Linked DNA regions of Homo sapiens: region 1 is linked to region 2. A link is a loop called in an ENCODE intact Hi-C map of the cell type or tissue named here. Cell type or tissue: PC-3. All regions are shown on one strand. Links, peaks and the distances in the headings refer to the core of each region. The heading gives the core; the rest is flanking DNA. Region 1 has its middle 410 kb from the start of ALCAM. Region 2 has its middle 10 kb from the start of ALCAM.

What was found. Peaks named below come from ENCODE experiments on the same cell type or tissue, not always from the same donor. Only the 100,000 strongest peaks of a DNase experiment are listed, where the experiment ranks them.
Region 1: it touches region 2 in a loop (8-fold over the local background); 7 of 110 quality-filtered maps call a loop at or near these places.

The regions. Positions count from the first base shown.
Region 1 is chr3:104,944,316-104,959,826 of GRCh38, forward strand. No RefSeq gene overlaps it. Among named protein-coding and RNA genes, the nearest start is that of ALCAM, 410 kb to the right of the region's middle. In PC-3, for the core only: no CTCF peak of the experiment used is centred there; a DNase peak (open chromatin) is centred at 8,406; H3K27ac peaks cover 2,592 bases.
Region 2 is chr3:105,349,182-105,364,692 of GRCh38, forward strand. No RefSeq gene overlaps it. Among named protein-coding and RNA genes, the nearest start is that of ALCAM, 10 kb to the right of the region's middle. RefSeq lists enhancers at 4,097-4,915, 4,504-4,593, 4,634-4,783. In PC-3, for the core only: no CTCF peak of the experiment used is centred there; DNase peaks (open chromatin) are centred at 6,350, 10,070 and 13,280; H3K4me3 peaks cover 610 bases; H3K27ac peaks cover 5,331 bases.

The DNA.
Region 1 (15,511 bases), core at 3,877-11,876, 410 kb before region 2:
ATATACAGTAGAATTTTACTGTGCCTGTTATCAACTTATTTCCTCTCAGTTCCAAATCCACCCTTCAATACATGCTTTGTCATCATAGACAGAATTCCTTTAAGCATCTCTTTTCAATTTTGATCATAACATTAAGCTTTCTTAGTAGAGGGGGCTAGGGTCACATTGCAGGAAGAAGGGACCCTCCTCCTCTTCCCAGCTCCTGCAGAGTGGGTCAATGGTGTGGGGGGTGAGAACTTCCTATTGAGCCCTGACACAGTCAGTCCCCAGAACAAATAGTCTCTCAGCAACCTTACAGAGGCTGACCGAGCAATGACCTTCCAAGGCCCTCTAGACACAAAAACCTCTGGCTAAAGCTGTCCTGCCCCTATCAGTACTTTGATTATTTTACAAGACGCCTAGTAACTGGCCATCACAGGGCTGAGGTTTTATCACTGGGCCTCCACTGCCTCTGCAGGCACTACCACTCACCTTCGCCTGGGAACCCCTACCTTCTTTTACTCCCACACCATCAGTTGCTGATTGGCTTGCTCTGTCTTCCAAAGGTTTTGTTCTGCTTGCCCAGGTACGACAGACAAGCTTCAGCCTGGGAAAACTGGCAAACTCTACTACTCAATGGGTTAAACTGCAATTTTTCCAACTGTGTCTAGAACCCAGCCTTGAGAAAGAGCTTCCTTCTCTTTCTGTCTTCCTTGAGTACTCTCATACAGTCCTAGGGTATAACATACAGCTTTTTTCCATCCTGTAGTTACTTTTTTTTTTTTTTTTTTTTTTTTTTTTTGCGATGGAATCTTGTTCTGTCGCCCAGGCTGGAGTGCAGTGGTGCGATCTCGGCTCACTGCAAGCTCCACCTCCCGGGTTCACGCCATTCTCCTGCCTCAGCCTCCCGAGTAGCTGGGACCACAGGCACCCGCCATTCTCCTGCCTCAGCCTCCCGAGTAGCTGGGACCACAGGCACCCGCCACCACTCCCAGCTAATTTATTGTATTTTTAGTAGAGACAGGGTTTTACCGTGTTAGCCAGGATGGTCTCGATCTGCTGACCTCATGATCCGCCTGCCTCAGCCTCACAAAGTGCTGCGATTACAGGCGTGAACCACCGCGCCCGGCCTGTAGTTACTCTTTTATCATAGCTTAACCATTAGTACTTCTGTTTAAATCTAAACCATATGGTTTCTCTTCCGATTAGATGCAGATGAATACATATAATTGTGTCTTGGCATATAGACGTATAAGCAGATGTCTGCTTGGTATATAAACATATAAGCACATGTCTGCATGACACTGTAAAAGAAAAGCAGAGTACCCACAATCATGCAACCTAAATGTCCACATGTTCTGTCATGTGTTTATAGGGAGAAATTTTCAGTTCTTGTTAACATCTTAGAACATACATAAAGGCAGCAATGGACCTCATTGAAATTGCGGACCACAAAACAAATTTGGAGACTGTAAATAGTGTGATCAGTATGAGATAGGGATTGATCTGGCTGTAGGGATGTACCCCAAAGTGCATAGAACTGTGCCTGGTACACATAATAAAGGAGGGAAGGAAGGGAGGGAGGGAGGGAGACCATCACATATATGGAAAAGAGTCTAAAGTGACAGAGTGGTGTTTAATTAATCAGAGTTCCAAATTGATCACCAGTTGTTACTGTTGTTGTTGTCTTCCAAATTCCAGCTCTATTATTTATTGAATGCATGAATGTGGACTTTTTTTGTAAGTTCAAGGGTACATGTGCAGGTTTGTTATATAGGAAGGCTCCTGTCACTGGGGTTTTTTAGGCGGATTGTTTCGTCACCCAGATATTAAGCTGTAACCGTTAGTTATTTTTCCTGATCCTCTCCCTCTTCCCACCCTCCACCTTCCAGTAGGTGCCAGTGTGTGTTGTTCCCCTCTATGCATTCATGTGTTCTCATCATTTAGTCCCCACCTGTAAGTGAGAACATGAGGCATTTGGTTTTCTGTTCCTGCTTTAGTTTGATAAAGATAATGGCCTCCAGTTCCATCCACGTTCCCTTAAAAGACATGATCTCATTCTTTTTTATGGCTGCATAGTATTCTATGCTGTATATGTACCACATTTTCTTTATCTAGTCTAGCATTGATAGATATTTAGGCTGATTCCATGTCATTGCTATTGTGAATAGTGCTGTGGTAAACATATGCATGTATGTGTCTTTATGATAGAATGATTTATATTCCTTTGAGCATATACACAGTAAGGGGTTTGCTGGTTGAATGGTAATTCCAGTTTTAGTTCTTTGAGGAATCACCACACTGCCTTCCACAATGGTTGAAATGAGTGTTCACAACCTCCTGCAGTGTGTAAGTGTTACCTTCTCTCTGCAACCTCACCAGCATCTGTTATTCTTTGATTTTTTAATAATAGCCATTCTGACTGGTGTGAGATGATATCTTATTGTGGTTTTGATTTGCATTTCTCTAATGATCAGTAATGTTGAGCATTTTTTCATATGATTGTTGGCAACATGTTCGTCTTCTTTTGAAAACTATCTATTCATGTCTTTTCCCCACATTTTTTTTTTTTTTTTTTTTTTGAGACAGAGTCTCGCTCTGTCACCCAGGCTGGAGTGCAATGGTGCAATCTCGGCTCACTGCAACTTTCACCTTCTGGGCTCAAGCGATTCTCCTGCCTCAGTCTCCCGAGTAGCTGGGATTACAGGTACATGCTGCTGTGCCTAGATAATTTTTGTATTTTTAGTAAAGATGGGATTTCACCATGTTACCCAGGCTGGTCTTGAACTCCTGACCCAGGTGATCCACTTGCCTCGGCCTCCCAAAGTGCTGGGATTACAGGCATGAGCCACCACGCCTGGCCCTTTGCCCACTTTTTAATGGAGTTTTTTTTCCTTGTAAATTTGTTGAAGATCTTTATAGATGCTGGATAGTACACCTTTGTCAGATACATAGTTTGCAAAAATGTTCTCCCATTTTATAGGTTGTCTATTTGTTGATAGATTTTTGCTGTGCAGAAGATCTTTAGTTTAATTAAGTTTGTCAATATTTGCTTTTCTTGCAATTACTTTTGGCACCTTCATCATGAAATCTTTGCCCATTCATATGTCAGAATGGTATTGCCTAGGTTGTCTTCCAGAGTTTTTATAGTTTTTGGTTTTACATTTAAGTCTTTAATCCATCTTGAGTTGTTTTTTTTTATACAGTGTAAGAAAGGGGTCCAGTTTCAATCTTCTGCATATGGCTAGCCAGTTATGCCAGCATCATTTCTTGAATAATGAGTCCTTTCCTCATTGCTTGTTTTTGTCAGCTTTGCTAAACATCAGATGGCTGTAGGTGTGCAGCCTTATTTTTGGGCTCTCAATTCTGTTCCATTGGTCTATGTGTCTGGTTTTAAAACAGTACCATGCTGCTTTGGTTATTGTAGCAGTGGCTTTGGTTATTGTAGGCGTGTAGTATCCTTTGAAATTGGGTAACATAATGCCTCCAGCTTTGTTCTTTTTGTTTAGGATTGCTTTGGCTATTCAGGCTCTTTTTTGGTTCCATATGAATTTTAAAATAGTTTTTTTTTTCTAGTTCTGTAAAGAATGTCATTGGTAGTTTGGTAGGCATAGCACTGAATCCATAAATTGCTTTGCACAATATGGCCATTTTAATAATATTGATTCTTTCTGTCCATGAGCACGGAATATTTTTCAACTTGTTTGTGTCATCTCTGATTTCTTTGAGCAGTGTTTTGTATTTCTCATTGTAGAGATATTTCACTTCCCTGGTTAGCTGTATTCCCGGGTATTTTTTTCTTGGGGATTGTGTTCCTGATTTGGCTGTCTGACTGACTGTTGTTGGTTTCTAGGAATGCTAGTGATTTTTGTACGTTGATTTTGTATCTTGAGACTTTGCTAAATTTGTTTATCAGCTTAAATAACTTTTGGGCAGAGACTTTGAGGTTTTCTACATACAGGATCATGTTATCTTCAAACACAAATAGTTGACTTTCTCTCTTCCTATTTGGATGCCTGTTGCTTCTTTCTCTTGCCTGACTGTTCTGACCAGGACTTCCAATGCTAGGTTGAATAGGAGTGATGAGAGAGGGCATTCTTGTCTTTCACCAGTCTTCAAGGGGAATGCTTCCAGCTTTTGCCCATTCTATATGATGTTGGTTGTGGGTTTGTTATAGATGGCTCTTATTCATTTGAGGTATGTTCCTTCAATACCTAGTTTATTGAGAGTATTTAACATGAAGTGGTGTTGAAGTCTACCAAAAGTCTTTTCTGCATCTATTGAGATAATCAGGTGTTTTTTTGTCTTCAGTTCTGTTTATGTGATGAATTATATACATTGATTTGTGTATGTTTAACCAACCTTGCCTCCCGGGGATAAAGCCTACTTGAACAATGTTGATATGCCTTTTGATGTGCTGCTGGATTCCATTATAAAATAATTCAGGCAAAGGTTATACAATGGTATAAATGGTAAAAATGATATACTCTGCTCTTTTAATGTCCGACTACAAAGTCAAATAGCACTTCCCTTGAAAATAAATGCATTGATTTTTCTCAAGTATTCCATTCCCCTACATCACTGAAAGAACTGGATGTTAATAGGGAGGTCATGTTTATGTGTGTGAGAGTGGGAGGGACAGACATGTAACTTAATGAGTATGCTTTTGAAAGCTAAATATGTACAAGCTGCATGGGCACTTATTAAAATATCATAGAGACCATATAAAGACCAGATGTGATGACAGTACAAGGGAAAACAAAAAGGGATCCAAAAGTTCCTTTAAGTTTGTAAAAATTTGTTAGAGGGTTTCAGAAATAAAGTATACTGAATATCAAAACAAAGAGGTGTACCTAATTTTTGTAATATAACGAAAACTTTGACACAACAGAATATGAAAAATGATAAACCATCTCAAAGAGAGATAAAGGAAAGTGATCCCATTGCTTCAAATTAGCTTAGGTTATTTCTACTTGTTTCAGAATCTGTGCTTCCAAGGAATACTACATATCCAGATGTATCTATTATTTGAAGGAGGAAATGCACTCAAATGTGGACCGATTGAAATAATATGTAGAAGCAGTCTTTAAATAGTAAGACAGACAATCACTAAGTATTCAGAATGTGTTGCAGTTGAAGTTTAAAAGAAAGTGTCAAGGCATCCCAAGAGAGCAACTAAAGCACCTCATGAAGCAGAGGAAGAAGAAGAAGAGGAGAATGAAGAGAAGGAATAAGATGATAGTAAATAAAGTCATTTCAAATAAAATTAGCACCAATCTTTTTTTATGTGAATAACTTAGAATAAGAGAAACACCAGAGATAAAATACTTTAGTTTTGAGATGTTTTCTATTGGTCTCATTAAACATAATTTCAAAGTTGAATTATGATGCATTATATTTCAGATCATGTGAGTAGAGAACACAATACAGCCATGCTTTCCGAACATTTTATATAGTGTTCTAAACATTAAAAAAATCAAGGGATGTTCTTTTTTCATTCTGTACTAGTTCTTTTTCACGCTGCTAATGAAGACATACTTGAGACTGTATAATTTATAAAGAAAAGATGTTTAATTGAATCACAGTTCAGCATGGCTGGGGAGGCCTCAGGAAACTTACAAGCATGGCAGAAGGGGAAGCAAACACGTCCTTCTTCACATGGCAAAAAGGAGAAGTGCCTAGCAAGAGGCGGAAGCCCCTTATAAAACCATCAGATTTCAGGAGAACTCACTCACTATCATGAGAGCAGCAGCATAGGGGTAACCACCACCATGATTCAATTATCTCCAAGTGGTCCTTCCCACAACACTTGGGGACTGTGGGAACTACAATTCAAGATGAGATTTGGGTGGGGACACAGCCAAACCATATCACATTCTGTGCAGTTTCCTCTTGCTAAACACGGAATTTAAAATGTTTTGCATTTTAATGTTTCTTAGAAATCCAGGACAGTAAATTCCCTCACACGATTTTTAACAGCTAAAAAAATTCTTGGAAACATACTTAGAATTTCAATAAATTAAAAAGGGGAAATTGCCTTGATGTTTATAGCTTTCATAGAGTAACTTTGCCCTTTGAACAAATTAGGTGTAATTATGCCACAGTGATCATTCATTAAGTTTAGAGTCATTATTCTGTATACAGAAAATTTCAATTTTATTTTCATTCTTAGTTTTAAAAAAGGGTTCATCGAGCACAATAATTTACTTGATTTATTTAGTTAAGTGCAGTAATTTTTAAATTAAAATTATAGATCTACTTTAGAAAATGAAGATCCAATTCAGCCATTAGAATTCCAGAGAAAAATTTGTATTTAAAACAATACCTAAGCTGGGTGTGGTGGCTCACACCTGTAATCCCAGCAGCTTGGGAGGCCAAGACAGGCAGATCACCTGAGGTCAGGAGATTGAGACCAGCCTGGCCAACATGGTGAAACCTTGTTTCTACTAAAAATAAAAATAAAAAATAGACATCTGTGGTGGTACACACTTGTAATCCCAGCTACTCGGGAGGCTGAGGCAAGAGAATTGCTTGAACCCAGGTGACAGAGGTCACAGTGAGCCGAGATCCTGCCACTGCAGTCCAGCCTGGGTCCAGAGCGAGACTCCATCTCAGTAAATAAATAAATAAATAAATAAATCCCTATAATGCTAATTTTTGTACATGAAGAATGCTGAAATATTTTTGAAGGTTAAAGATTAGAGTTGCGTTAAAAATACCAATGTGTTTTTATGCCAATACAAGAGCCTAAAAGATAAGGTCAAGAAGAATGTTGTTGAAATTCTTAAGATATAAAAGGTAAATGTGTATGAAAATTGTTTGGTTACAGTAGTGGAATTATGGGTGATTTGTCTATACTTACTTTTTTTTTCTAAGCTTCTTATTATAATAAAATGTTTTTGAAATGTAAAGAAAACACATTTTTTAAAAAAAGTCATATGTTTTAACTCTTTGTGAGTAGCTCTAAGCTTAAGACCTAAAGGTTAATTTAGACCACAGGTGTAGTAATAGCCCAGAATACTTTAGGAAATTCAAGCATCAGGTTAGTGGTTGGATGAGATTATCTTTGTGATAGATTTTACCTAGAAAATACGATTTTTGTTTCATACTCAAGAAACAAAGTAATGTTCTTTCCTTTTTCCAGCATATGTATATCTTGTTCTCTTTTCTCTAAAGTATCATTATAAAACATATGCTCTTTGACACTACAGCTTAGAATACCTTTTCTTTCTATTTCTGAAAGATTGTGAAAGAGGCATTCCAAACCACCACCCACATTGGAGTGTTGAAAGTAGTTCGTATGTACCGAATAAACCCAGCAGGACAGAAACAAGATCCTGTACTCAATATGTATCTTTGAACATTTCTGACAAGTAGAAAGAAACTCAAATACCAGCAGAATATTTCCATAAACTAGCTACATACAAACATTTCTACTTAAGAACAAAGCTACCCCCCTTGTTAAAGGTATCCTTGTGCCAGTTACTTTGTTGAACCTCAATTGGTTCTAAAGAAAATATTATCTCTGTAATTCTATCCACTTATTGGATTCTTAAATGCTTTGTCTTCTAGGAGTCAGTTGTTAAAATTATCGGTCTTTCCAGAGTATAATTTTTGTAATCATTTCCTGGGTCAGAAAACAAGCAAACAAACAAACAAACTCCTTTTTCTTATTTGTACCGTTTATTTTTCACTGCCTCTCAGAAGTGGTCACAACAGCGAGGCCTGTTGGTCCCATCACGCCATCAGTTTAATCATTGCTTCTTACTTGTAGAGTGTAAACATCTATATTTCACACGTACCTTCTACATAAGTTATAATAATACCCATAGGGGAGCTGCATAGTTTCAATTATTAATAATAATGTTCTAAGGGAGAAGGAATTTATTTTTGAAGTTAGATTATTTATGTTCTCAGTTGCTACCCACACATTTTGGGAGGTTGGGTTTTGGAGGCATGTTCCCCCAACCCTTGGGAAAAAAAAAAAAACCCTTATTTGTGGAACTAAGATTGTCCAAAATGTAGAGCTCAGCAGTTTCAGAAGTCATATTTAATACTCATAATTTAAAGATGAAAAAGCATGTATCTCCCCACAAAACAATGGAATCTTCTTGCCAACACATATTTCATCAGATATGAATGTGTTTTTAACACAGTAATCCTTATCAAAACCACATTGACTTAATTGTCAGTTATTATTCTGTCCACCTCTGCTTTCCTCCTCTTTTATCATTAGCACTTTTTTGAAAAAGTAGATAGTTTATAACTGGTGTTCTCCATTTGCTATGCACTTTTAAACTAACAAAACAAACAGTGAGTTCCTGGAACAGGTCCTGTCACCACTACTGACCTCAGGCCAAGCCCAGGGAATGTTCTCCTCAGTGAGGAAGCAGCCACTCCTTCCCCTGGGAAATGCCAAGCCAAGGGTATGAATAAACTAAGGGAACTTCAGTCTGCTGAGACAACAAATACTAGTGAATCATTTATTTCATGGCTGGTTCTTTTCCATCTCCCACTCTGTCTTCCATATAAAATAAGAAAGTCATTGTGGTTTCACAGATCTAAATCTACAGTAACAAAGATAGATATTATGACCAAGGATAGTTGATCCAAAAATAACTGAGAAGAATCAGATGACTTGTCAAGTAGTGCAAGAATGTGGTAGTTCCGTGCACGAGATCCATGAAGTGATATAGCTTTTGGACTCTAGACACAAAGTGCATCCTTTACAAAGATGTTGATATCTGAAAGAGGGACTCATGCAATGTCTGTCTAGCAAGAAAAAGTGTTCTTTCATTATAAACGTTAACTTGGACATGGCTTGCAAGGACAAAAGAGAGGTATCAAATTATGTAAGATGAGAGAAAGAAAGGCAAGACAAAACAAAGCATCACCAAAAAAAGTGCAAAATAAAAATAAAGAGAAGGACTCATGATTTCCAACAGAGAATATGATCCATTACGGTCAAATCAATTGTTTACAGTATATCACAGAATTCTAATTAATTAGTTAAGCATTTCATATTTTAAAAACAAATATCGTGTATACTTTTTACAATAGCTGTTAACATAAAGTAGAAATATATCCCTTGACAAAATCTATAAGGCCGTACGTTGTCTCCTTTCATTCTATTTTCCTGTAATCTCACCACAACAAGTTATAATTATATTGAATAAATGGTTAATCTCCAAATAAATTATTCATCTCAAAATATGTTTTCTTCTGTCTAGAATTCCTTGGCCACTCACCCTCACACCTATTTTTCTTTCTCTACCGAAAGTACTTCTACATAATATTAACACAATTTAAATGTTTCTTCCAGTGTAAATGTCTTCTTATATGGTCCTGTTACATACTTTTATTACATGCTTTGTCATCTTGTCAAATAACTGGTGACATGTCTTTGACATCACCTAACGGCGTGAGGCAGGAATCATATTTTATTTATTTTAGCATTTGTAATATTATATACCATATTGAAAACCACATTTTTTGGTGACATGTCTAAGTGATAAAAGTGATTGAAGCATATCTGTTTGGGTACAGTTCAGGCTTGTCAGTAAAAACTACTCTAAATTAATTATTCTATATTCAAAATCTCTTTGGTAAAGGAAAATTAAATTAAAGCTTTCTTCTGATTAAAATGTACAATTATTCTCCCCAGAGTATTTCTTAACATCAAATCATGTTCCTGACATAATTGTCAAGTCCCAAATTATACAAATGTACACATTTTTCTATTAGTGATCAAAGCAAATTTATTTCCTTAAGCAACATGATAGCATATATAACTTAGCTAATTTTAAATTAGATATTATGGAGATACGGAACAACTTTGGAAATCATAAGTGAGCTACTTATGACATAATAACATATTACTAATATTGGCATTTCAACAGTGCATATTTATCTCACTTTGTTATAAAAATTAATTATATTCTTCTTATTCAGATGAAAATACATAGAAGATTTAAAAACTTATGTCTACTTAAGATCTACTCTCTTTGCACACCAAAAACTGTATACAAATGTTTATAGCAATTTTATTCATAATTCCTCAAACTCGGAAGCAATTAAAGTATTCAAGCGAATGGATAAACAAACTGGTACATTTACACAGTGGGATACTATACAGTGATAAAGAGTAGTGAGCCATCTACCCCCACCTTAATAGATACATTTTTAAAAGAATTACAAAACAAATGTACAAACAAAAATAATAAAGAGAAGAACCAAAACACACTATACCCAACAGAGATAAAGAAGTCAGATGGAAAGGCTCTACTATAATTCCACTTAAATGACATTCCGGAATAGGCAAAACTATAGAGATGGTAAAAAAAAATCAGTGACTTTTTGGGGCCGGTGATGGGGCATATCCAATAGGATATTATTCTTTAGGATAGTATAGATATTTTGTAATGTAATGGTAGCTGTAAAGCAAGGGAGGAAAGCCTCCCAAAGAGGAGCTTAGCCCAAGAAGTTTCTTGGCTTTGCCCAGAAAATAATTCAAGGGCAAGTTGGCGATTGAAGAAAAAAGCTTCATTGAAGAGGTAGTATTACAGCTCCCATGGTGTCACAGCTCCATGACTTCTCCTGCAGAGCAAGGCGGCCATGTCTTATGGAAAGCTGCTTCTGCCCTAGCCCTGTTTTAGCTAGTCCTCAACTTGGTCTGGTGTCCAAGCGCCACCTCAGAGTCAAGTCCTGCCTCCTATATGAGATGTATGACAGTATGTTTTTATCAAAACCCATAGAATTGTAAAGCACAGAGTTAAATTTAATGTACACAAATTATAAAAATTATTTGGAAAACTGAGAGACTTCAGAGGATGAAACACACAATGTGACAAAAGAATCAGATTGTACTACCTATGTATAAAACAACTTCACGAAAGAGGATGGGGAAGAGGTATTGCCCTAAGTAACTTTGGAAATGAGTAGACTCTAAGAGTAAATGCAAAATGAACTGTATGTAAGTACTGTATTCTATTAGATAAAGTTGTGCCCCTGAGGAGTGCAGTTTAACAATATGAAACAGGTATATATGCGTACTGGAATTGAATAATTAAGTAAATAAATGCCCAAGGGTAGGAGGTTTTTTTTACTGTTGGAATAGGAAGTTACAGATAAGCAAGAGAAAAAGCTAGAATGACCCACGTGGTAATGAAGAAAGTGGGGCCGGGCACAGTGGCTTATGCCTGTAATCCCAGCACTTTGAGAGGCTGAGGTGGGTGGATCACCTGAGGTCAGGAGTTCGAGACCAGACTGGCCAACATGGTGAAACCTCGTCTCTACTAAAAATACAAAAGCTAACCGGGTGTGGTGGCATGTGCCTGTAATTCCAGCTACTTGGGAGGTTGAGGCAGGGGAATCACTTGAACCTGGGAGGCAGAGGCTGCAGTGAGCTGAGATCGCACCATTACACTCCAGCCTTGGCTACATCACAAGACTCCATTTCAAAAAAAAATAGAAATGGGGAAATATCAGTATAAATTCAGGTTTAGCTTAAAATAGATATAGATGGTTAGTTATATCTAGAAATATTATAGATATATGGATACATCTATGGGTTAGTATACACATATGTATTTCCTTGTTTTTTTCAGCTAAGAGGGCCTAAAAGTAATGACAGCCCATAGCAATGAGCACATCAAGTGATCAGATCTTTGTTTCTAATACTATTGCCCAATTAAGGAAACCAGTTTCCCTTGGAGAAATGGCTAATTCTAGGACTAGAGCAGGAAATAGACAAGATGAGCCTGCAGCATATTGTTTTGCTGGAAAATAAGAAAATATGAAAGAAAGAAAGAGAAAGAGAGAAAGAGAAAGAGAGAGAAAGAGAGAAAGAGAGAAAGAAAAAGGAAGGAAGGAAAGAAGGAAGGAAGAAGGAAGGAAGGAAGGGAGGGAGGGAAGGAAGGATCAAATTGTACTACATATGTATAAAACAACTTCACAAAAGAGGATGGGGAAGAGGTATTGCCCTAAGTAACCTAAGGAAAGAAGGGAGGGAGGGAGGGAGGGAAAAAAGAAAAACTAAAACATATGTCAAAGGCACAAGAACCAACTGAAAGAGTTCCCTATTTTCAAAGTTTGAACAATTTCAGGAAAAATATAAATTAGTATTAGGTTATAACCCATAGTTTAAAATAAATTTTTATGAGTCTTCAGCTTATAATAATGTATTAATAATGAAAAAACAGTTACAAAAATGTTGTCAACCTTGTACTTTCTCATTCTCTTTCTCTTTCCCAACACACGCACACATAGAGCATACACACACTAGTGACACAGGATCCTTTGGGTGCCACTTCACCAGCTGGAAACCTCTGTTGCTGGCAGCGCCTCTGCTCCAGTTTCCCTTGCAATCGCTGGGCTCGCTCTGCTCATTCAGCCCGACGGGCAGCACTCGGCTTGCACTACCAGCCCAGATTTTGTGCCCTCCAAGGGCGCCGAGGGCGAGCCTGGAGCAAAGCAGCAAGGGTTGCAGGGTCCAACTACAGGCACAGCCAGGCACCCCAGCTGCTGTGGTGGGACAGGCAGCTCCAGGCGCCAGCACAAGCACCGGCTCTGTGCGCAGCTGTGTCTGGACCAGGCTTATCAAAAGCAGCTTCTGCCTTGGGCACCAGCATCTAGATGAGGGGAACATGGTGGCGCCCGAAAACTCAGAGACGCCAGCAACTGTCGAGCCCCAAGGGGTGTTACAGCCTTCTGCTCAGGAAGCATTACAGCTCATTCATTCCCGCCTTCCACACACTTCCGCGAACGGAGGCAGGTCCCAGCTCATTTGATCCCGCTTCCCCGCTCTGGCCTGTGGTTCCTGGGCTGGCTTGGTCCCCCCTCTGCTTCCCATCACATGTGGAGGGAGGGAGGGTTACAGTGTTACAGCTCTGGCTCAGGGAATCCTGAGTTCTGGGCCACCTGAATGGTTGCCATTCTTTCCTCCCACAGTCCAGCGAAGGAGAGCATATCACCACCCACAATTTGGCAAGCCGGCCAGGAAGTGTTAAAGCCATTTTTGCTCCCATTGTTCTGCGAATCCCAGGTTCTTGTCCTGGGCCCAAGAAGAATGAAGTTACGTGGACAACCTGAGAGTGAGCAAGGCGGAGAAGAGTTGTATTGAATGCAGAACAGTTCTCAGCAGAGAGGGGACCCAAAGTGGGTAGCTCCTACCCAAAAGCCAGTAGTCCCCCATGTGGCTTAGTCCAGGAGTTTAATGGGCTCAGAATGGGGGAGTGTGTGCTGGTTGGTCCATGGGTGAGCCAGAGAAAAGCACCATTTGATTGGCTAAAAGGCATCATGGAAGTTCTTACTCCAGGTCAAGGACTCTACCCAGAATCTGCAGCTCAGTTTTCAGGTTTCAGGTTGTCTTTTGGCTTGAATGTCGGGTTTTACAGGGGACCTGTCCCTGTCTGCCTAGGAATTTGTCTGTCTCCTGCCACTATCACTAGTGACTCACATAATACATAGAAACTGACATGCTATGGCATTGTTAGTGTTTATTTACCTTCAGTAACTACATGCTTATTTCACTTGAAAAAAGACCTACCCAAGAAGAATTTTGTGTTTATCTAACAACTATTCTATAATAAAGGTTACCTCTAACCCACATCACTTCCAAATATTTGAATTCCAAATTATAAAGACTCAAAAAATCAAGATGATTTTAAAACTTTTTTCCGTATGTTTTCTTTTTAATGAGTCTTTTCAAGTGAGGGAAATTTTGTATGATTTAAAAAATATGTATGGTGATCACAAACACATTTTCTAGTATTCCCAGAAGTACATTTGAATATTAACTATAGGATATTTGAATATTAACACAGAGGTATATTTGAATATTAACTATATTATTCTTTCTAAATCTACCCAATAGTAAATGACTATTTACACATGACTATATTGTTTTAATGTGTGGAAGAAAGGTCTAGAAAAAAATATTAAATTATAAAATTATTTTTTGATGTCTTCAGTTAAAAATTATAGATGAATATCCCAGCTAGTGGATAAGGAGCATAGCCTAAGCTTCCAGTTCCTGCAAAAGTTTAAATCTCTGATCCTTGTCTGTTGTTATCTAATATGTTCATTTCAGAAGCATCTAGTGCAATGAACAGAGTAAGGAGGTAGAGGCCATGTATTATATTGAGGCTGAGGGAATGTGAAAGTTTCAAAACTATTGATTGTGGCATTAAAGAGGTTAGTAAAATAAGTATGCTACCACTAGTGAAGAAACATTATTGAGGTTGTATAGAATTAAGCTTTGGCTCAATTATCCTAAAAACTGGGCTAAAATACTATTAGATTGTAGCACCATTTAATTTAGTGCTGACCCTCCTTTACAGTAGAGCAGATGAAACTCCATGAGAGTTTACAATATTTGAACTGTATGCAAGTAACCCAAGAAGTAATAAATAATTCAATTAAGTGTGCAATAATATTTAAGGCATCCTCCAAAATTTATTATTAGCAGAGCATTTTTATAACCAAATTACTTACACATACACCTGTGTCTGTGTGCATGTGTGTGTGTTAGAAAGAGAGAGAAAGAGAAAGAGGGCTGGAATATGAAAACACTATCACTATACTTATAAAATTTAAACTGTGGAGTTCAGAAATTAATTTCCAAATAACTTCTCCCATGTAGGTATTACTCAATTAATTTTTACCATTAACAAAAGAAATTCAGAAGCCTTCATTTTAACTGGCAAATACAAACATCTGCCAGAATAATATATAATCTTTAATATTTCTTTACTTTTTAACTTACAAGCTCTGAACGTATTGTTGTAATTAGGTACATGCATGAAATAATGTCACTGTCTTAAAATTATAGGAAAAAGTATTTATCATCACATTTCTTAAACAAACAAAAACTCTTGGCGGAAATTGGATGGTATTTAAACATTTTGCTTCGGTTTCTTGATAATCTGACAGCCAAGATGACAGCTCTGATCTTTGGTAGCTGACTACCAAATCTGGGAAATGGAAGCACAGTTCCTCATTTTTCATCATGAAATTTATCAAATTTCAGAGTAAAGTTCCAGATTTTTTGATATTTTTATTCCATCACAAATACATAAAAGACTGCTTTGAAAAGGCCATGATACAAATGAAAAGTGTAAAGGATATCAAATAATTGGCAATGCAATTATAACTGTACATCATTAAAAATAAAACTGAGCCATACATATTGTTGTACAATTGTGATAAATCACTATGAATGTTAATTTTCTGTGTTCTTTGATCTTATTTCTGATAAGTCCAAATTTTTTTAAATTTTATTATTTAAACACTTATGTCTGATACATCAGATATGATTCTCAGCAGTATATACACCTCTGTGAAGCACTACCAACCAACAATGATTATTATTAGCCAAATTTGCAGATAGAAAACTGGGTTTTAGAGAACAGGTAACTCATCCCCATATACTCCCATAGAAGTGATGGAGCTAAGACTGAAATTCAATTAGCCTGTTTCCGAATTAATGTTCTTATCTATTATTTCACACTGCCTCAATTCACCTAGACCCTTA
Region 2 (15,511 bases), core at 5,764-13,763:
AAAAATGACCAAGTAATGTGATAGAAGAATCATTGATCCTTGAATGACTGTGTAGAAGAAGCCACTTCTAAAACTGGACCATTCACTTGGAACTGTTGTTATGTTAAATAAAACCATACCCATCAGCAGATTATGAGTTCTCATTATTGTAACTACTCCTTCACATTTGGCATTATTAGTCATTTTTATTTTTATAATTTTAGTGAGTGTCAAATGCTATCTCATTGAGTGTTAAGTTACATTTCCCTGACTGCTAATCTTTTTCATGTGATTTTTGCTCGATTTGATTTCTTCTTCTATGAAGCACATGTTTAAGTCTTTGGGCCATTTATCTATTTGATTGTCTTTTCCTTAGTAATTTAGAAGAGTTCTTTATAATTTGGGTGAAAGGGCTAGTCTTCTGTCCATTACATTTTTTGCAAATATCTTTCATTCTCTTTATGATATCTTGGTGAGGTTTTTATCCTAATGAAGTCAAATGTGTTAGATTCTTCTTTTATTTTTTGTGCTTTCTTTCTTGTTTTGACAATGCATAAGAAATTATTTTCTTCCCCAATATAATAAAGATTTTCACCTAAGTTCTTCAAAAAGCTTTAGGCCATTACCTTTTGAATTTAGTTCATTAGTTGACTCACTTAAGTTCTGATATGCTTTTTTCCACAGAAGAGTAAAGGGTGGAGTTACAACTGGCAGATGGGAATTCCAAATAATCATGGGTGTGCCTATGAGCATTTGTAGTTTATGTGAATACCATCATTCATCAGTATTGAGAAGGGAAAAATGAAGTTTGTGAAGAGCAGGTTGAAGGTATCATCTCCAGAAGTTTCCTTAGTGAGATTTAGTGGGAATAAATGCTAGACATTGGTGTTAGACACATTCTTAGTTACTCATGTACAGAACAGGCTAGTTCATCAGTGATTCATATGAAAGAGACATGGAGTTCTAACTTTTGGTTAACAAGCTAGACATGCCCCCAACAACGTGACAAGGTTGCTAAGAAATCTAATGAAATCTCAGCCTCCATTAAGAATACAATGTCCAGAACTCGAGAGATAATATCTCCCCTGTGGCTTGTACTAATTAGATAACAATTAGGCTCTTGCATCAAATTTCAATGCTACTCTTGAAGAGGTACATAGGCAAACTGGAGTTTATCACAAGAGGAGCAGTCAGGTTGGTGTCAGGGTGGGAAACCACTGTGTGTGTGTGTGTGTGTGTGTGTGTGTGTGTGTGTGTATACATATACAACAGTTGATGTGACTGGGAAATCTTAGAATGCAATCGAGTAGACGTTGATAGGCCATAATAATTGTGTTTAAAAATTTTAAACATTGCCCTATCAAAGAGGTGACACATATTTTGTCTATATTTCTCTAAGTAAACACCAAGAACCAATGGACAGAAGTTATAAGGAAATAGACTAAGTCTATTAAAAAGAATCTTAATAGCAGTTGGAGAATTTGTCTTAAAAAGAACTGATTAACTCAGGAAAGTAGTGGTCTCCTTCCCCAATACTGATGGCACTGAAATGGAATCTGAAAGATAATTTATCAAGGATGTTACTGGTATTAGCTAATATGTATTAGTGCTTACTACTGACAAGGAATATTCCATGCACTCTGCCTGCATTTTCCCATTTAACCCTCACAGCAGCCCTAGAAGATGAGAACTACTTTGTCATTATTCTCTACATAAAGAGTTTGAAGTTTAAAAGGTTAAATAATTGCCTTTGTAAAAGGCAGAAAGCACATCTATCTTGTGTTCAGAGAGAGAGTTCTCACCCACACTGCTTCTCACTTGTCAATCCTGTAAAAAAGATTTGCTGTACTGGGAGAGAAGCCGTACTGTGTGTCCATCCAATTCTGAGGCTACTTGATTCCAACAAAATTGAAATATATTATCTTGGAAGCTAAAACAGTAACGAAAGTAGACAGTGGAAGAAATGGGAAAAGGGACAGGTAAAACTTAATAAGGAAGGGAAAAGTCTGGAAAGATTGTATGTGCAAGGCACTGGTCCAGGGAAAATACATTCCTGGCTGATCGTAGACAAGGGATATTGCCTGAAGTTTATATACACGTGAGAGCAAGGTGATGAGGAGTAGAAGGCAGTAAAGACATGAGACTCATAAAAATTTTTCTTGCCTTAGCAGAGGCATCATTTGGCCATGTCATATGAGGTTCCAAACACTGCATTTTGTTAATAGTCAGAAAGAACTAAGGAAAACAAAGAAAGAATTTCATTTCCCCCATCAAGTATCAAGAGTCTTGCAATGAGCTTACTTTCATTATTTTTCTTGCAAGTAATTAATACCACTCTTTCCTTACAGAAAGCATTCGCAGAAAGATGGTAATTAGATCCAAATGGACAATTTGTAAGGAGTCATTCATGAACGGCTTGATTTAACAAATATTTATGGAGTGTTTACTATTTGTGAAGCATTTTTCTAGACACTGGAGACACAGCAGAAAATAGTATTCCCCTACTCCTAAAAATAATTACCCCTAAAAATAATTTCCTATATTTTTTGAGTGTATTTTCTGTGGCAGAAAGGCAACACACAAAAAAGATGAACATGTAAAATTTAAGGTATGCTAAATAGTCATAAGGGCTAATGAGAAAAATAAAGCAAAGAAAGTTGGTATATATGGAGAATTATTGAAATCGTATAGGATTTTAACCAAATATGCAAATTAAAAAGAAGAGAAGGAAAATGGTCATGAAAGGGGGATGTGTTGAGGCTCATGTGGATTTAGTTCATGCTTATGAATCACAAGTATTGTGAAAGGTCTTGTAGCAAAATGAAAAGGGCATTAGACACATCACTTCTCTTATTTTATCCTCATTTCCTCATCTTTAAAATGGGAATTCTAATATTAGACCTGTTGGCCACAAAAATGTGGATGTGTGTCTCTAATGAGTCATTGAATATGAATGCAGTCTTCAAAATGTAAAAGAGTATATACATGTAGCTTCATCTTATCACAAAAAATAATTTATATTTTCGATCCCCTCTTCTTCTCTGGGTCTCTGAATATATATGTGTGTGTGTGTGTGTGTGTGTGTGCATGTGTGTGTGTGTGTATACACACACATATATTTATATATATATACATATATAGTCACAGATGTGTGTGTATATATATATATATATACACACATATGTAAAAATACAAATACAGACAAAAAGAAAGAAGGAAGAAGAGAGGGAAGAAATTTTCTATTGAAAGAAAGAAAGATACACACATATGTTGGTCCAGTCCATCTTATAAGTCATACAATGTATCTAGTACAAACATTCTGACAAGGAATAAGCATATCTGTGGTGGAAACCCAATAGTAGGGTTCTTCGAGTCTCTAAACAGACTAGGGGCAACAGAATTCTTCTGTATTTGGGTCTCCCTGGATTACTGAAGACTTTGCAGGGCTCTTTTAATCACCTCCTGAAATGCTGGTTTCCTTCCTCCATCCAAGAGACTCGACAAAATGGAACTTGTCAACTGTGCTTACGGCAATAAATCTCCTTTCCAGCATTTCTCCTGACATTCTAATGCCTTCCTGAACATAATCAAAAGGTCATTTTCCACCTGTATTCATCTTCTCCAAGCTGCCTTATATTTCTGCAAATCCAAGTTTCAACAAGTTTGATTTCATTCCTTCTACAGTATTTTATTTGCTTTAACCAAGCTAAAAATCCCACTGTCACCCTATGTTGTACTCTAATAGCTTGAATGGGGATTATACTTTTTTGGCTGACTGTATAATGTGGATACATTTTGAAAGCTGAACTGCTCCTTTTTCTTGAATGACAGAGAATTAAATGCTACCTTTCAGATATTGCCAAAGGATTTCTTATGATTTTGTTTCCCACATCAATTCAATAACTTTCTATGTATCAATTGTGCAGAGATCAGCGTTCTCACCTACATACAAAACAATCCCCCAGAAGCCCTCAGACTTGAACAGGCCTTTCGCTGTGCAATCCACTCAGCTGTAGTCATGCATTTCACAACCCTGTCCACAGTTTCTAGAGGAGCAATTCTATTATCAGAATTTGCGAACTTATGCATTCTTGATTGCTGTGGATTTCTTTTTAACTAGAAACAGTTGTATTTAATTTTGGTAGGTTCATATTATTGATTTAAGTGCAATCATCGTTTCTAAACAACACTATCAAGAATACAGTGCCATTTATAATATACGTTTATTGGGGTGGAAGGTACCAGGAATATCCCCAGAAAAATATATGGGAAAACCTTGGACTTCATCTTGCCAGTGATAATGGCAAGAGACCGGCCTGTATTTGCTAATTTTGTTTAACATATTTGTGACACTCATCTACCTAAGTCAGTCTGTCCACTTCCCTGAAATGAGTCAGCGGCTTATGATTTATTAACAAGGCAGGGCTTTGGCCTTTCACTTGGAGGAACAGAATCCCAGGACGATCTGCGGGAACCACAACCTCACCAAGATCTCCTCTACACAAGGCAGGAGCCATAGTTTACCCGGGGGCCGGTGTCGCCTCAGCCTCCTCCGGGAAAGCTCCGAGACAGCGCATCCAGAGCTAGAGCGCCGCCCACCCAGCGGTCCTGGGTCAGCTCCGCGGGATGCAGGACAAGGGTCCTCGGCCATCGAAATCACTCTCCGCTCATAAAGACACGGTTCCTTGTAGAGGAAGGATTGGTGTACCATTTGGGACCCTCCCAATCCCCCAGAAGTATCAATGGCCCTTGCTCCGAACCGCCGGGTGCGGAGACGCACGACAGAGCAAGTGCCCACTGAGAAGAGCAGCGGAGAGAAGAGGAGAGAGAAAACCAGGAGGGAGAGACTGAGCCCGCTTCCCCGCCTGTCGGGTTTCGGGACCAAACGCATCTCGGGCTGCTGGGCCCCGGAAGGACGCAAACCTCGGGCAGCAAAGGAAAAAGACCTCCCCCTCGCGGGCCCTGGGGCTGAAGGAAGAACTCGGTTGGAGGAAGGGAGGAGGAAAAGGAAACGCTCATCTTTTCCCGTTTTGTTTTATGTTTTGGTTTGGTTTGATTTTTCCTCCACTGAGCGCAAAACAGAATCAGCCGCGACTCTGGCTGGCCTGGAGAGCATCCATTATTTAATGAAAAACAAGAGATCATTTTTTTTCTTCTTCTTCTTTGAAATAAGTTCAGCAGCACTTCCCTCTCCCTCTCCTCCGTTCTTCTCCCTTGCCCAATTTACCCTCTCCACCATTTTTACCGTTCCCATGAAATAATTTTCCTCAGGTTTTATGTCTCGTGTATCAGGTTTTCATCTGCTCAAATGCCTTCAGAACATACTATTCCGCTAATGTGGACTTCCACTCCCAATGTTCCAGTCCTTTCCAGTCCAGGGATTTCTTTAATAGGTGAGGTTTGTCCTTCCCTTCCTTGGCCCTGTAACAGGAACACACATTTTCATTCCATGCCACTTGCATTCCAAACCCTTGCTGAGTTGCTATTTTGCCTGCAGGCTCTCAGAGAACATCAAAGGAATTTGGCTTTGACTGTCTTTAGACCCTGGGTTGGTCCCTATGGTGGAGCTGCTCTCTAGATTTGGAATCCGCACATCTTCACTCTTTTCTTTAAAGCCTATTTCAGTCCCCAGCAGTAAAACCATGTAAAATGCTGAGGCAAAGCTGTGAAGGAGGTTAGTTTGACTTATATACTTATATTCTGCACCTCCAACCCAGCTGTTGCCATTTTCTCTCCCCCCTCTTCTTTTTTCCTCATCTAATTTCTCCTCTTTGTTAGAACTTGAGTTTCTGGCATCCAAAAAGTTAATTCAACTTCCTTGAATCAGATATGAGAAAAGAGCTGGAATTTGACATTTTGGCTGTGTTGTAAAGTTGTATCACACAAGCATTCATTCAGCAAACATGCATTGAGCACTTACTATGGGCTAGACATTGAGAAGAGGCCAAGGTGCTAAAAACATAAATGAGGTTTCTATTGCATCACCTTCTCTCCTCCCACTGCCTTACTATCTCTTCCATTATAGCCATCTTTATCATCACCATTTTTTGTAATATTAACTAAGTCCTTAATATATGCCGGACATTGACGTAGGAGCTTTACATGTGTTTTGTCATTTCAATAATATAAGGATTATCTGAGATCAGCAGCATATTAGCTCCATTTTGTAGGTGAGAAAACTGAGGATTAAAGAAGCTAAGAAGCTTCCTCAAATGCACACATCTAACATGTGTTGATGCAGGGGGTTGTAAACCAGACAGTCTGACTCCAGACTTGTGGTACATCCCTTCTAAGGAGTCACTGTTTTAGTGGAGGAGTCAGACTTGTAAACAGATAAATGTATCAAAGAGGTAAGTGCTAAAGCTGTAGAAATACAGTGGCAGCAGTGACTAACACTGCCTAGGGGAATCAGGAAAGGCTTAACAGACAATTTGACATGTGAGGTGGGTCTTGAAATATGAGTGGGAGTAACCCAGTCAAAGGGATGGGAGTGGGAGGTACATTCAGGCTGAGGGAACCACATATGTAATTAAACGGTTGAGAAAGGCTGCCATGGTATGTTTAGAAAACAGTGAGTGAAGCGTAGAGTTCATGACAGAGTGTTGTGATATGGTTTGTGAAACCAAAAAGGGGCAAATATACAACTAGGGGCAAGAATGTCAAGGACTCTATAGATCTTGCTATTAAGTGTAGCTTTCATTGTGAAGATTAAATGACTCCAGCAGAGATTTTAAAGAAAGGAAGTGACATAATCAAATTTGTCTGTGTCTGTCTGTTTGTGTTAAGATGAGCAGGGGAAGTCTGGAGAATAAAGAGAAGAGCCAGATGGCAGGGACACTGGTTTTAAACTTGCTATATAGATATGAGAGGTGATGAGGGCCTGGGCTGGGAGTAGTGAAACTGGAAAAAAGGGATTTTTGCTTTCCAAAGAATATTGGCAATAAGACTTCTGTTTCTGGAATAAAAGGCTTTAGGTACAAAGAATTTCATTCAGAACAAGGAGGCCTCTTAAGAGAGCACCAAACCAGCCCTCTTCCTTTTATAGGTATAGTTAAAGTCTATGAAGCTTAGGAAGATGAAACCACGCAATCAACTAGTGGAAGAATAACAGCCACCTTTTATTCAGAGACTACTATTCACACATTTAACATTCTGTAATACATTTGACCCACATAACGACTTTTCAGGGTAAGTACAAAGCTACTCTTAACTGCGCTCAACAGAAGAGGAAGCTAAAGTCAAAAAGTTGATGAAGGCTACACAGATAGAGACAGAACAGGGATTTAAAATTATAGTTATCTAATCTCGCAATTTGTGTAGTTTTTATATGCCATGTGCTGAGATTGAAATTTAGGCATCCTTACTCTTAAACTCTGGTTCTCTTCACTAGTCATTGATGCCTTTATACTCTGTTAAATGCATTTCAAGCATCACTGGGCACACATCCCTGACTGTCTGCCTACTCTACCAATATGCCCTAAAGCAGAATTTATTATGGATTCATTGCCTACCAAACACACTAAACAAAATATAATGATGATCTTTTTTAAAACTTGAGGGGTTTTAATGGTGAAAGACAGAGCAAATATAAATGATATTAACATGCAACTACAGACATAGATAATCGAAACTTCCTATGGCTTAGACATGAAGGATTAGGGGATATTGAGAAACAGCTAAGGTTTATCAGCACTTTCCTGTCCCAGTGACTTTGCATGTATTATTTTATTTGAGAAAACTGACTTGGAGAGGTGAAATAACTTTCTCAGTGTCACACAAATTCTAAATAGGTAAGCCAGAACTCAAACTCCAGTTTATCTGACACCAAACTCAGGCCGTTATGCACTGTGTTGCTGCTGTTACAGTGGCCAGTGAAGACAAAAGTCAGCTCCATGGACCATATTGTACTAATAAATGTTTAACAACCAGCACTCAGAGAAAAAGCCTTTATTTGTAGTATTTGGCAATTTCCAATTTCTGCAGGGCATAAATAATGCCACAGTGGCAGATTTCAAGCTGCCAACATGACATCACTGGAGGCTGCATTGAGAAGAGATGTGCACAATCAGCTCTGGAGAGCCTCCAGCATACAATTGTACCATGGAGGAAGAGATGCTGGAGCAATATTTTAGAGGCAAAGTGGGAGAGTAGGTAATTTTTGGAGAAAGCTGGGATAATGAATAAAGGCTGGAGCAGGGATTGAATTATTCTTCAAATAATTATATTTGAAGAAGATAGACAGATTAAACTAAGTGTGGTTAGACCAAATGAAAAGAATGACTTAGGATTGGCTGAGGGCAGCTCCTTCCTTAAAATGACCATTCCTAAGAGTTGGCAATTTTCTTGAAGAAGAAGACCAAAATATTGATTTATTCCATCTGAAAATGTTTGTAGGCACTTGTTTTGATGACTGCAAAAACTGAAAACATACCTCAAAGATTGAAATCAGGAATAGTTGAATACAAAAGATTAACTGATATGAATTTCTGGCTATTAATCTACTTTTTTGTTTCTTTATAGCAAGGATGACAGCAAACTGATGAAGTTGGTATATTGATGGAAAAATTTATAATAAAATTTAAAAGAATAACTCACCTTCAAAACCTGCTTGTATTGTCAAACTGTTTGAGTGTACCTTATATTGACCTTGTATCCAGGGGAAATAAATGTATTTGCAAATACTTCAGATATCTATTTTGTCACTTTATTTCACATCTTTCTAAGTATAAAACAACACCAGTGCTTCCGTTATTCCCCACATAATTAGATAATGCATAGGATAGTAAGGAGAAAAAAACATTATCTGGTACCTGCAAATAATGCGCTCTTTCCCTCTGAGCTGATAATCTAGCCCTTTAAAATAGGAAAGGATGAAAATAAAATTAGGTTTCCCACGTTGCAGTATATTTCTATTTTCCCCCCGCTAATCAAAAGGTCCCTGTTGTGCACAATCTGGATGGAAAAGCCTATTAGTCCTAAGAATCAAGTAAAAATAATATAAGGAAAATGAAGTGGATGTCTGTCATTTTTGTGTGCTCACTGGGGAATGATTTTCTGTCCCTGTGATTTTGAGGTGCTGTCAAACATGATGCCCTCCTGCTCCCTGACTACAGGGGTGGACACAAGACTACCTGATCAATCATGGTACTGGATCTTCTTGTTCACAGTAAATTGCTCAAAAAATGGACCGAGTCAATCAAACCTTTTCCATGAAGTTTTCTCTGTCTTAAGGATTTCAGTTTCTGTGGCTATAAGCTCAGATCCTCAGGTAACCATGTTTTCAGTAAAGAGGAAGGTGGGCTGTAGCAAAGGAAATTGAGAAAATAAAGACAACCAGAGGCACGTGGAGCTAAAATGTGGAAAGAAGGACAAAGACCCTTGAAAACTTTGCTCAAATGCCTGGCTCCTGCTATGCTTCAACAAATACACACTTCTGGAATTTCTGGTGATTTAAATCAGTAAGTCCCCTCCTCATCTTTTTGGTTTTTTTTAGATGGAGTTTCGCTCTTTTTGCCCAGGCTGGAGTGCAATGGTGCGATCTTGGCTCACTGCAACCTCCGCCTCCTGGGTTCAAGCAATTCTCCTGCCTCAGCCTCCCATGTAGCTGAGATTACAGGTGCGCACCATCATGCCTGGCTAATTGTGTATTTTTAGTAGAAATGGGGTTTCACCATGTTGGTCAGGCTGGTCTTGAAATCCTGGCCTCAGGTGATCTGCCCACCTCGGCCTCCCAAAGTGTTGGGATTACAGGTGTGAGCCACCATGTCTGGCTCCCATCTTTGTTTCTTTTGCTTAGGCTGTGTAGAGTTGGGTTTTGTTGCTTTCATTACAAAAACCACAGAAAAAAAAAATTCCTTACCTGAGGACAAACTCCTGCAGGCTGGCCGGGATTATACAAATAATGTCTCCTTAACTTTTAAAATAATGTCTCCTTAACTTTTAAGAAAAGGGGGAAGGAGGTGGTAGTGGGAAATTACTAAGAGCTAAATTTCTTTCTTGGCCTATATTCTAAGATAAGCTAATTTATTCTATTTTTGTTTCTCTGACCTATGACTCATCTCTCTTTGGACATCTCTTTCTTTCATTGGCACACAGACCACAATACATTCACTGCTCATTCTTTGATTCATAAATTATCATGGCTTTATTATTTAGCTCAACATGGTAAGTCTTAACAAAACGGGCCAAAGATAAGGCATTAAGCTGGGAAGAAAAGAAAGGAGAGAAGAGATGTTGATCATTTTCAAACTGGAAGGACAAATCATCACTAGGAAAAGTTACTTCAACTTAAATTTCACAGCGGGAATTTATGCAGATGGGGTAGAGCTACCTCAGGATAGAGTAATTTGGGAGTTTTTCTGAGTCCTTCTGGGAAGATCTCAGGAGCTGGAGGCAGTAGGAGGGAAGGCTTGAGAATAGAAGATGACTCAGCTTCTGGTGTGGGACAAAGCTACTGATATGAGTAACTAAGGCCCACCTTCTCAGTCTGGCTAAATGATGTGATTCCCACCCTGTATGTGCATCTCAAGCTTCCCCTTGGCGTTCCTTTAGCTTCAGAGGCTACATCTAGTGTTCATTTAATCCCGGCCTCGATATTTGCCTCAGTCCTGAAAAATCCAAGGAATAAACATGGACTATGCACTTCTTGAAATGTCTTTGATTCTAGAAAAATTAGTTGAGAAGTACACCATTTGTAGATTCTGTGCGTGTGTGTGTGTGTGTGTTTGTGTGTGTGTGTGTGTGACAGGGACTGGCTCTGTTGCCTAGGCACTATCACAGTTCATGATTCACTGCAGCCTCCACTTCCTGGGCTCAATCAATCTTTTCACCTCAGCCTCCCAAGTAGCTGAGACTATAGGTGCACACCAACATACCCTCCTAATTTTTTGTTTGTTTGGTTGGTTTTGTAGGAACTGTAGGAACGAGGTTTCCTTATGTTGCCCAGGCTGGTCTCAAACTCGTGGGCTCAAGAGAGCCTCCCAAAGGGTTGGGATTATAGGTATGAGACACTGCAACTGCACCAGTTGGAAATTCTTTTCTAATTGGATACATTAACCACTCTTGCATAGGATGTTTCACTCTGTAACTTGGATGCCATTCTCCATAGTAAGACAAATAATTTTCCTTATGAGGTATATCAGTTAACTAGTTTTAACAGCATTTTAAAACCAGAAGCCAAGGTCTGAAATAATTTCATCTACCTCCTTACCATCTAGAACACATCACAGAATTCTGGTGATTTCAATGAAAGCATATACATATTTATAAATCTTTTTATGCATTGGCTTATATAACTGTTTTATATGTATTGCATTTTCTCACAAGCTTTTCACCTTGAGGTACAATTATTAAGTGAATTTCTTTCCCTTACAAAGAAAAGTAAACACATTAAACACCTCCACGTAATGTTAAAATGCTGGACATTAAATTAAATTAAATATTTGTCCTATAGCACTGTTAGCTGAATAGGTTATGAATCATCTATGTTTGTGGAATACATTGCTTAGAATTATAATTTTGCCAAATTCACCCTGTAAAGAACAAAGTATAAAGAACACTGAGGCTTAAATTCTTTAATACTTAACTAAGTCTGTAGACTTTGCAATATTGGTACTGCATCCATAATCATGCCTTAGTGAAATGTTATACAGAACATCATTCAGAATGTTTGCTCTGAAAAGACTTTGGATAAATGTGCCGTATTTGAAATTGATTAATGGTGTCTGATATGCATCCAGTCTTCTTATTATCCCAAGAATTTGACTTAAGTTACAGGGTATCTTGTATATTTACCCTACTTGAAAGACATAATTTGCATTTAAACAAGAATGGTGCCCATAGCTGTGTTAATTTTGATTAAGTGTTCTTCCTCCCGGGACCTCAATTACCTACCTCATATGTTATATGAGGTAGTTACATTATTCCAGTGGTTTATCTAACTGTCCTGGAAACCCTTAGAGTGTCTACAGGAGGAGGTGAAACCTCAGGCTGCTTACAAAGATTCAGCCCAAACAGCCCCACCTCTAACAGCTTATTAATTACCTTGCACAATAACTCATGTATTCATGAACCTGACTTTTTGAATCCAATAGTGTCTACTATGTGACTATTTTAAACATATGGAAGAATGTAAAACAGACACAAACTTCTGTCCTCATTGAGATTTCATTCTAGTAGAGAGACAGACAATAATCAAACTACATGAGTTAAATGGATATTATGCTATATGGTGATAAACTCTATGGAGAAAAATGAAGCAGGAAAAGGAATTTGGGGGCTGGGACTGACAGTTTAAATACTTGTTTATGGAAGGCTTCAATGAGGAGGTAAGCTACCGTAATAACTTGGGGAAAAGAGTTCCAAGGAGTGGAAAGAGCAAGTGCAAAGGCACCGATGTGGGAGTATGCAAAGTACATTTAGGAGCAGTGAGGAGACTACTATGATTTGAATAAATTGAACAAGGGGCAAATATAAAACTGGACTTCAGAGTATGCATGTATTAGAAGAAAAAGGGTTGCTTTTAAGCATTGAAAACAGTTCACTTAAGATACTTCTAAGGCCCTGAAAAGCATTAAAATTCTAAAGTTCTTTCTTATAATATATGATCAGTGATCCTTGACTCCATGTTATTAATACTTCTTTTTTTGTTAATCAATAATAGAGTTTTTGCTCCTTAGGGAGCAAAAACATACATTTGTCCAACCATCGTTTGTTAATACTTTCCTGTGAACTTAACTATCTTACTTAAGAGGAAAATAGTATGGAAAATTGGGGCCTAGTAATTAATTAATTAATTAGACTTTCTAGAAATCCATTAGATCCAAAGTGACTTTTTTGCTTTAGAAAATCAAATATATATTATTTTCATATTTTTACAGTCATTATATATTCACCTCATATTCCTGAATAGAACTATTGCAGATCATAATGGGTAATAAATATATATCAAAGAAATTAGAGATAACTCTGGGAAACTTCTTGAAAATATATAATTCAAGTTGGAATTTCTTTAAAGGCATCAAACACTTAAATAGCCATACCTTGAGTCATTTTCTACTTACTCAAAACTAAAAGACCTGCTTATTTCAGTTGAAAGTGGGAAAACTTTGAAGAGAAATCCTCAAGTTAAGGGGTAAACCCAGACTCTTACACTTTTTGTATGTAAATTTATACACTTACTGAAATCACCCACAAATTATGAGTTTTTAATACACTGAGAGTTTTTGAAATTCATTTAATATAGTGTAAGTTTCATAGTCAAATAGCGTAGCTAAATTCTTTCTTCATTCCTCATGTCTGAGACAGGAAGGAAAATGACTAAGTGGATTTCTAGTTCAACTGAAATAGCTATGTATTTCTTTTTGTACCCAGACTGAACATTCTGTGAAATAAGAACATAATGTTTATCATAGACTTTGAAAGTTTTTACTCTCCTGAGCTTCAGTGATATGTCTTTATTAGCTGGCATTATTGAAAAGGTGAGTTGCAGAATTGTATTAATTCATTGACAGATGATACTGTTAACAACTGAAATTAAACAATAAAATTCAATGGACTTGGGAAGAGATATACCCAGAGGTCCTCCATGTGTATTTAATACAATAACTTTGGAAATCATTTACTTAAAAACAACTTGGAGTCTAGAATAAAACAGAATTTTATATTATACAGATGTAATCTCTGTGCCTCTTTAAGATTGTGTTTCTTCCTAGACTTAATATAAATCCCACTTAGGCCCTTATTTCAATCTTTGTCATCAGTATATTAGCCTAAGCCCTAGCTTGATCACCTAGAACCTTTACTAATCAGGTTTCTGTGCTCAGCATGGGCCACTTTGTTTTATTCTAATTGATGGCATATAATTTTAGTACAGCCTTTCTTCTGTAGATTGTTTCCTCACTTTATACTTCATAGTTATCACCTTGTTGACTAGGACTTGACTCATTCTTTTTGCCTTTCCTAAACCTTAGTCTGCCTAGACCAATCATTGAAGACCCAATGGAAACCCCTTTCATCTTCTCATATCATGAACCCTTGTAAGATGGTTTGAAGGCTTATATTCCATTAGGTATTTTTCTCACCACTTATCATCCATTCACAAAAATTTATCAAGTGTCCAATCTATTTTTAAGTATGGCTGAACATGCATTCACCGTAGGTGACGCTTGAAGGAGAGAAGAGTGAATCAGATTTGTTGCATGCTCTGGAACTGCATACAATTTTGTTCAAGGAGTAGGAAGGCAAACAAAACACAATGGTATACAGTGGTAGGAACAAATGTTCTCAGCTTCCAAAACTATCTTTGTTGAAATTTCATCTCCAGTGGAAATTTTGGCGGTGCTAATCAGGGGAGAAAAACTACTTCCATTCTTCAAAGGCACACACAATTGACTCGGCTATGTTGTCACATACTGATGGGATTAATATTTTAGTACAGGGAAGGGGTCCTGGCCTGAGCCTTGGGAATCCTGAGTCCTTATCTCAACAGACCGTAAGTAGGAAACTTGCCTCCGGTACCATGTCACTGCTTTTGAGCATATCATCCTGATTGATGATGAATTCCTTTATACTTAAAATACAAAGCTCTTCTCATGTCCCAGGTAACGTGAAATTTTTTCCCCCTGGATAAATGTTATTCATTTTTCCCTTTCAGCAAGATGTACCCTTATGATTCTCTGATGCATGACTAAACTATACAATAAATATTATTGGAATACTATGTATTCTCAATTGTAACAAAAGTGACTGTGATCTACATGTAGCTGGAAACACTCTTCCTCTCAAGAATTAGGTAAGATGGATCCAATCCCACATTGACTAGATTTTGAAAGATTAATTCGATTACATTACTTTGTGGAGCTTACATTTTTATGTTTATTTCTAACTCTGAGCTCTTGCTTATGCTACATTATTTCAGTTTAGAAGTGGTCTTGTCATCTCATATGCACTGTATCTGGCCTACGCAGATAGGGTGCGCTGCTTTATTAATAAATTTCCTTAATGAAAATGTGTGTGAAAGGATGAGAGAACTTATGTTTAAATCAATCGCCCCACCAAAAAAACCATACATTTATTGCTACGCATTCTTGATAAGCAAAGTGGATAGTGATGAGCAAAGTAGATAGGAATTCAGTTCAAGAATCAGAATGCCTGGGTAGAACCCTGGCTTTACCATTGCTATGAATCATTGTGTGACCTTGGAAAAGTTGCTTCGAGTCTCTGGGTTTCAGTTTCTTCATGAGTAAAATGAGGATGAAAATAGCAACTCCTTCAATAAATTTTTATGAGGGGAATACATCTATTAATTCATATAAATTGCTTAGAATATTCTAACATGTAAGTGTTGCTAATTAATAGATCTAAAGACCTTTGAACATTTCTAAACTCATGCTTTGTATTGTTGCCTTCGTCCCCACTCCCAGGCCAAATTTCTATTTTCATGGTTATTATTTTGTTTAATATAGAGCCGTTTCACCATTTTTTTTTAATGACCAATAGCCTTTGGAGTTACTAGTCCAAGTGGCTTATCAAG